Linked DNA regions of Mus musculus: region 1 is linked to region 2. A link is a loop called in an ENCODE intact Hi-C map of the cell type or tissue named here. Cell type or tissue: gastrocnemius. All regions are shown on one strand. Links, peaks and the distances in the headings refer to the core of each region. The heading gives the core; the rest is flanking DNA. Region 1 holds the start of Tpm4 (tropomyosin 4). Region 2 holds the start of Zfp882 (zinc finger protein 882).

Region 1 (2,912 bases), core at 185-2,684, 230 kb after region 2:
AGACCTTGTCTATATACACTTTTTACTTTCACAAACTTGTGTCCTCTGAATGAGACCTTCTTTATATAAACCTTTTACTTTCTACATTAATGTGGGCGCATGTGTGAGATTAATGGACTCTGGGCATTAGGCTTGGTGGCAAGCACCTCTACCCATGGAGCCATCTCATCAGCTCATAAAGACTTTGTTCATTTGCAGGGCCTTAAACTCCCAGTCCTTCTGCCTCAGCCTCCCAAACTCCGGGCAATGGACCATTAGGCTGACTCATTATCTTCTGTGTCCCCAGGTGAAAGAGCAGCTGACGTAGTTCCAGAAGAAACTGAAATGCGTGGAGGACGAACTGGACAGGCACTCCGAGGACCTGACAGACTTAAAGAAGACTCTAAAGCAGACGGAGAATAAAGGCTCCCAGGTAAGTGCGCGGCCGCTGGGCCAGGCGGGGCGGGCAGTGAGGGAGGACGAGGAGCCCACAGGGCAAAGGCGGCTAGCTGCACCGACGTCAGCCACCCCCTCCCACCCACCCCCCGCCCGGTGCTGACGTCGCGGCCGGCCCGGGTGACCTCATGGGCCTGACAGCAGGGCCGGGGGGCGGGGAGAGGCGGGGGCGGCCCCGGCGTGGCCAAGGCTGGCGGGCCCGGGCGCGGCCGCCCAGCTGTCGCCGGAGCCCAGCAGAACGATTGAGCTATGGCCGGCCTCAACTCACTGGAGGCAGTGAAGCGCAAGATCCAGGCCCTGCAGCAGCAGGCAGACGACGCAGAGGATCGCGCGCAAGGCCTGCAGCGCGAACTGGATGGCGAGCGCGAGCGGCGCGAGAAAGTGAGAGACCAGGACCCGCGCCGTCCGCGACCCCCGCCCGATCCCACTTTTCGTCCCGCGCGCTTCCGGGCCCGCAGTGCTCCCTGGCGCCCTCTTTTCTTCCCAGCTCCGCATGCTTCTAGCTCCCCCTTCCTCCGTCTCCCCTCCGCCTTGATCATCCATACCCTTGGATCCTGGAGCCCCGTACGCTGGCGGGGCAGGAACTGGGAGGTTGCGGGGGGGACAGTCCTGCGCGGGGCACTCCGGAGTAGTGGGGCAAATACCGCGCTCCCATTGTCTGCGGCTGACCAAGGTGGGGGCGGGGGCGGTGCGCGCTTTTGCTTCTTCGCGCCCGAACTTTCCCGGCACGTCCTTAGGGTGCGGCCGCGACACGTCCGCTGAGGGCGGGGTGGGGACAGGAGAATTTGGACGCTGGCCTGCAGGACACCCACCACCACCACCATCACCCTGTGTCCCCCTAGCCCCAGGTAATATCCACTAGGGGGCCTGCCCGACGCCGGAGCGCCCACTGTATGCGCCTTCCCTGAGAGTTCAGGGACCGGGGTGCATGAATAGTTCGGAAAGAGGAAAGGCCTCCGCGCCTCCTCTTCATCCCTGGGTCAAGCCCGGGGCCAGAGATGGGTCTGGGTTCTAAGCCCAGCTCTGGCACCCACAAAGCGTTCGATTCGTGTCTCCCAAAAGTCTGCTACAGGTGGGTAGAAAGAAAAGACTAGGGAGAGGCATTCCAGACGTTTCCGGGGCAAGGAGAGCCCCTTGCCTGAGTAGTAGGGCGGTGTTTGCTAGCGAAGGAGACTCACAGACAAGGGAAGAAGTGTTGTGTGATTGCCCAGGTCTCCTGAAGCCGTAGTGTGGGAACTCAGGGCGGGGACCCTAGAAACTGAAAGGCTAGGTGGAGTTGGCAGTGCAGGTACCGCCTGGACTCCTCCCAAGACTGCCTGGGCGACAGCCTGGCCTGGGTAGAAGCCTTGAATCCCTCAAGGACCGCTCGGGCTGGAGAAAGCCTCAGAACCGGGCGGAAGCTCTGCACAGTAGCTGTTACGGCTTCTCATACGCCCGTCCCACCCTAGACATCTCCAAAATGGCCTCGAGACTCCAGCCAAGCCAGGAATTTGGCGGCCCAAGGGTGGAGTGCGGGGGATGCCTTTTGGAAAACTCTGAGCTGCTTTAAAAGTTCATGTGGGAAAGCATGCTTCTTTTGGTTGTAGAAAGACATCTCAAGTTGATTCCGGGCCAGAAACACCCAGACTAGAAATGGGGTTGGGGTGTGTGTAGCTGATTTCTGGGCTTGTGTCCCAACAGCTGGTTTCATTTAGATTTTTGTGTGATTAACCGACGTCTTCCTGTTGCTTGGCCACAAGTATCTAGCAAGCCTCTTTTACCTTATAAGGGAAACCCTTTGTAGCCGGTGGAAGGCTTTGATTGCAGGAAGGGGCGGAGCTCAAGATGACTTAGGATGTGTGTGTGTGTGTGTGTGTGTGTGTGTGTGAATGAATGCATGGATGTGAACTAGAGCTCTTTCTGTTTTAAACAGTTGAAAATATGCCAAGATCAAAGTGTGCCTCTTCAGTCTAAGTTCTTTTCCTTTTCTTTGAGACAACTCATGAATGTGGAAACTCAATGTGACTGTGAAAGTGATTACTATGTTGGGTGTGGCCTTGAGCCCCCTGCAGCCCAGGCTACTTAGAGGCTGTGGGGTTGTCATTGAATGGTGGGATACTTGCTTAGTATGCACAAAGTCCTGGGTCCCTTCTGCAGGACTGGGTGAACTGGATGAAGTAGAGCCTGCACTTGAGAGATTAAGGCAGGGCAGTCAGAAATTAGGGCCAGACTATGTAGTTAGAGGCCAACTTGGACTTCGTGAAACCATAACAAAAAAAAAAAAAACAAAAAAACAAAACAAAACAAAAAACCAACAACTAAAAGCTCCACCGACTGCAGATGGGCACAAGGTTCTTTTTAGCAAATGGCAAAAGTTAACAAATTAGATAGTGGTCCTGGTTACATAACTTTTGCTAAATATACTAAAAACTGAAGTGGGCGGGAACCAATACTGCCCCACTTGTTGCATATGATAGGTATTGAAGTTCAAGATATAA
Region 2 (2,912 bases), core at 227-2,726:
ATTTAGTTTGATGTCGGCTATTGGTTTGCTATATACTGCTTTTACTATGTTTAGGTATGGGCCTTGAATTCCTGATCTTTCCAAGACTTTTAACATGAACAGGTGTTGTATTTTCTTGAGTGCTTTTTCAGCATCTAATGAGATCATCATGTGTTTTTTTTTTCTTTGAGTTTTGTTTATATAGTGGATTACATTGATGGATTTTCACATGTTGAACCATCCCTGCATCCCTGGGATGAAGCCTACTTGATCATGGTGAGTTATTGTTTTGATGTGTTCTTGGACTCAGTTTGCAAGAATTTTATTGAGTATTTTTACATCAATATTCATAAGGGAAATTGGTCTAAAGTTCTCTTTCTTGTTGAGTCATTGTGTGGTTTTGGTATCAACATAACTGTGGCTTCATAGAATGAAGTAGGTAGTGTTCCTTCTGTTTCTATTTTGTGGAAGAGAATTGGTATTAGCTCCTCTTTGAAGGTCTGACAGAATTCTGCACTATTTATTCATTCATTCATTCATTCATTCACTCATTTTTATTTTAAACTAGACAGTTCTGGAAATGGCTAACTCTGGAGTGCTTGTTTTCGTTCCAGTTAGGTAAGGATTCTTTATCGTGTCACTGTAATATCCAAAATAAATTCAAGACTACCTAGTACCTTCCCCCTTCAAAAGGACTTTCCAAACTGTACTACCAGGCCAAGTACAGAGCCAGATAAAGAAGCTGGCTGGCTAAACAAATATAGAAACATAGTTTTAACGGTCAAAATGACTAAGCTTACAGCTGCCAGAACAAGATTAACAATGCCCCTGCCCTGCCTTACACTAAAAACCACAAGGACAGACAAAATGAGAGTCACCCTATACAAATCAACCAATGTCCAAAAAGGTTATTGGCTACACCAATTAAAATAAGCCAAACTACCCTGGTGCCTAGATCCGGCCCTTACAAAGGTAATAAAAAGTGTGTTCCTTTGTTCTGGATCTCTCCTCTGGCCTGGTGCTGAGAGGGTGTTCCCCAACATGTTGGACAAGTAAAATCCTCATGCGTTTTGCAACGATGGCGGTCTCTGTGGTCTTTGTAAGGGTCTTTTGACAACATACAACATCACAAGGGGCTCTGTGTATGGGTCAAGAGCACCAGTGGGAAGTTCCTTAACTCCATTTTTCTTTCTGGTGCCAAAGTCGCTAAACTGTACGGTCAGCTCAGGGAGTGCTGTATTGTTCTACCCTGCAGTGTAACATTGACCCTCCCCAAAACAGTTATGAGATAAGTGATCCAATCAAGACTGGGGTCAGGCAAAGCGGAAGAGCATCACCGCCATCTTTCTTTCTGGTGCTACCATAGTTGCGACTCTGTTCTCAGTTGAGTGCCAAACTGTTCAGCTTCAGGTTTCTCATGACCGTCAAACCCAGTATCAGAGTCAGGTCGCTGGAGGCCCGGAGAACAGAGCGGAAGTTCTTCACCCGCCATCTTTCTTCCTGGCAACGCCATTGTCACTGCTCTCTCAGTCCAGTCCGCTGAGGGAGTTTGGGGTCGCTGGACCTCAGGCCGCTCCACCCTGGAGCCGCGTGAGGCTGCTTGAGGTCCGGAGCTCAGCTATGGTGAGCATCGGGGATGCGGGGAATGCAGGCGAGTCCCTCGGTACGGGAACCACGGCAAAGACTGCAGCTGCGCGCGCGACTCCTGGACTGCGCGGCCAGCTGTGTTGGCGGTACGGGAGCCGCGCGGGGGCGATGTGCCGCTGCTTTGTTTTGCCTAGTAGAACCTGATTTCCCAGTCTTTCCGGTCCATGGGAAGCGGATTCTGGAATCCTTGAATGTCTTCTCCATCCAAATGCTTTTGTTGTTGCTGCTTGATTGACAATTGAAATCCCTCGGTTCCCAGGCCCGTCCCCACATTGCCAAACTCACTGGACCGGGCGATCCACAGGTCCCCGTGAGCAACATGGGGGTGCAAGGAGTGTGGCCATCTGTGATGCAGTTGGGCGGTTTGTAGGGATTCAACTTCTTTAATGCTGAGACATGACTTTATTTGAAAGGACTGTTAGAAATAGGGAGAAGGCCCGAGATAAAAAGTGTGAAACGTGTCAAGCGGTGGCTAGAAGAGAAGGGCTTTGCTTGGAGGGATATGTCAACAGTATTAAGGTACGGGTTTGATCGTGCTTAATAGTGTTTTGTCTTTTCTGAGCAGCCAGTCATTTTCAGGCAACAAGTGAACAATTTGTGAATTGGTTTTTCTCTAGGATCAGAGTCTAGTTTCAAACATCATGTAGAAATCCAGCATTAACACCATTATTTTATTGGTGCTTTCTCTGGTATATATTTTTGGCACCTTTGTTGAGAATCAGTTGGCTGAACGTATGGGCTTATTTTTATTTTCTCTTTTCCAATGGACTGTACATCAATATTTATGACACTACTCTGTCGGGTTTTGCTTCGTTCTGTTCTGTTCTGTTCTGTTCTGTTCTGTTCTGTTTATTTTCATTACAGATCTGCACAGTGTGCTCTTTTTTTGCTGAGGATATCTTGGGCTCCCCCCGGGTCTGTTGCACTGTCATAGCAATTTTAAGAACTGTTGCTAGTTGTGTGTAAAATGTGATTATTTAATGGAAATTTCATTGAATCTGAATTACAACTTTGAATTATTTTAGCAATATTGATTCTCCTAATCCATGATCATGGTAGTCTTTTCTAGTGTCGTGTTTAATTTCTTTATTTTTTTTAATTGAAAAAAAATTCACACAATATATTCTGATTACACTTTTCCTCTCCCCAACTCCTCCCCAATCTCTCCACCTCTCTGCCCACCCAACTCCAAATCCTCTCTTTCTTTCTCTTTATTTTTTTCTTCAGTGACCTAAAGCTGCCTTTGTAGAACATTTTCTCATCATCATTTAATTTGGGCATTTTAG

Evidence for each region. A loop is a pair of places that touch in the nucleus more often than their neighbours do. Peaks named below come from ENCODE experiments on the same cell type or tissue, not always from the same donor. Only the 100,000 strongest peaks of a DNase experiment are listed, where the experiment ranks them.
Region 1: a loop joins it to region 2, with 3 times the contacts of the local background. A loop is called at or near these places in 2 of 42 quality-filtered maps.

What each region holds. Positions count from the first base shown.
Region 1 is chr8:72,134,638-72,137,549 of GRCm38, forward strand. It overlaps Tpm4 (tropomyosin 4), which reads left to right and starts at 651. Exons shown (of 8, transcript NM_001001491.2): 1 at 651-816. The coding sequence starts at 685. In gastrocnemius, for the core only: a CTCF peak has its summit at 1,308; DNase peaks (open chromatin) are centred at 625, 1,156, 1,774 and 2,171; H3K4me3 peaks cover 2,500 bases; H3K27ac peaks cover 2,500 bases.
Region 2 is chr8:71,907,137-71,910,048 of GRCm38, forward strand. It overlaps Zfp882 (zinc finger protein 882), which reads left to right and starts at 1,470. Exons shown (of 3, transcript NM_001166645.1): 1 at 1,470-1,602. The coding sequence starts at 1,600. In gastrocnemius, for the core only: a CTCF peak has its summit at 1,720; a DNase peak (open chromatin) is centred at 1,487; H3K4me3 peaks cover 1,721 bases; H3K27ac peaks cover 1,601 bases.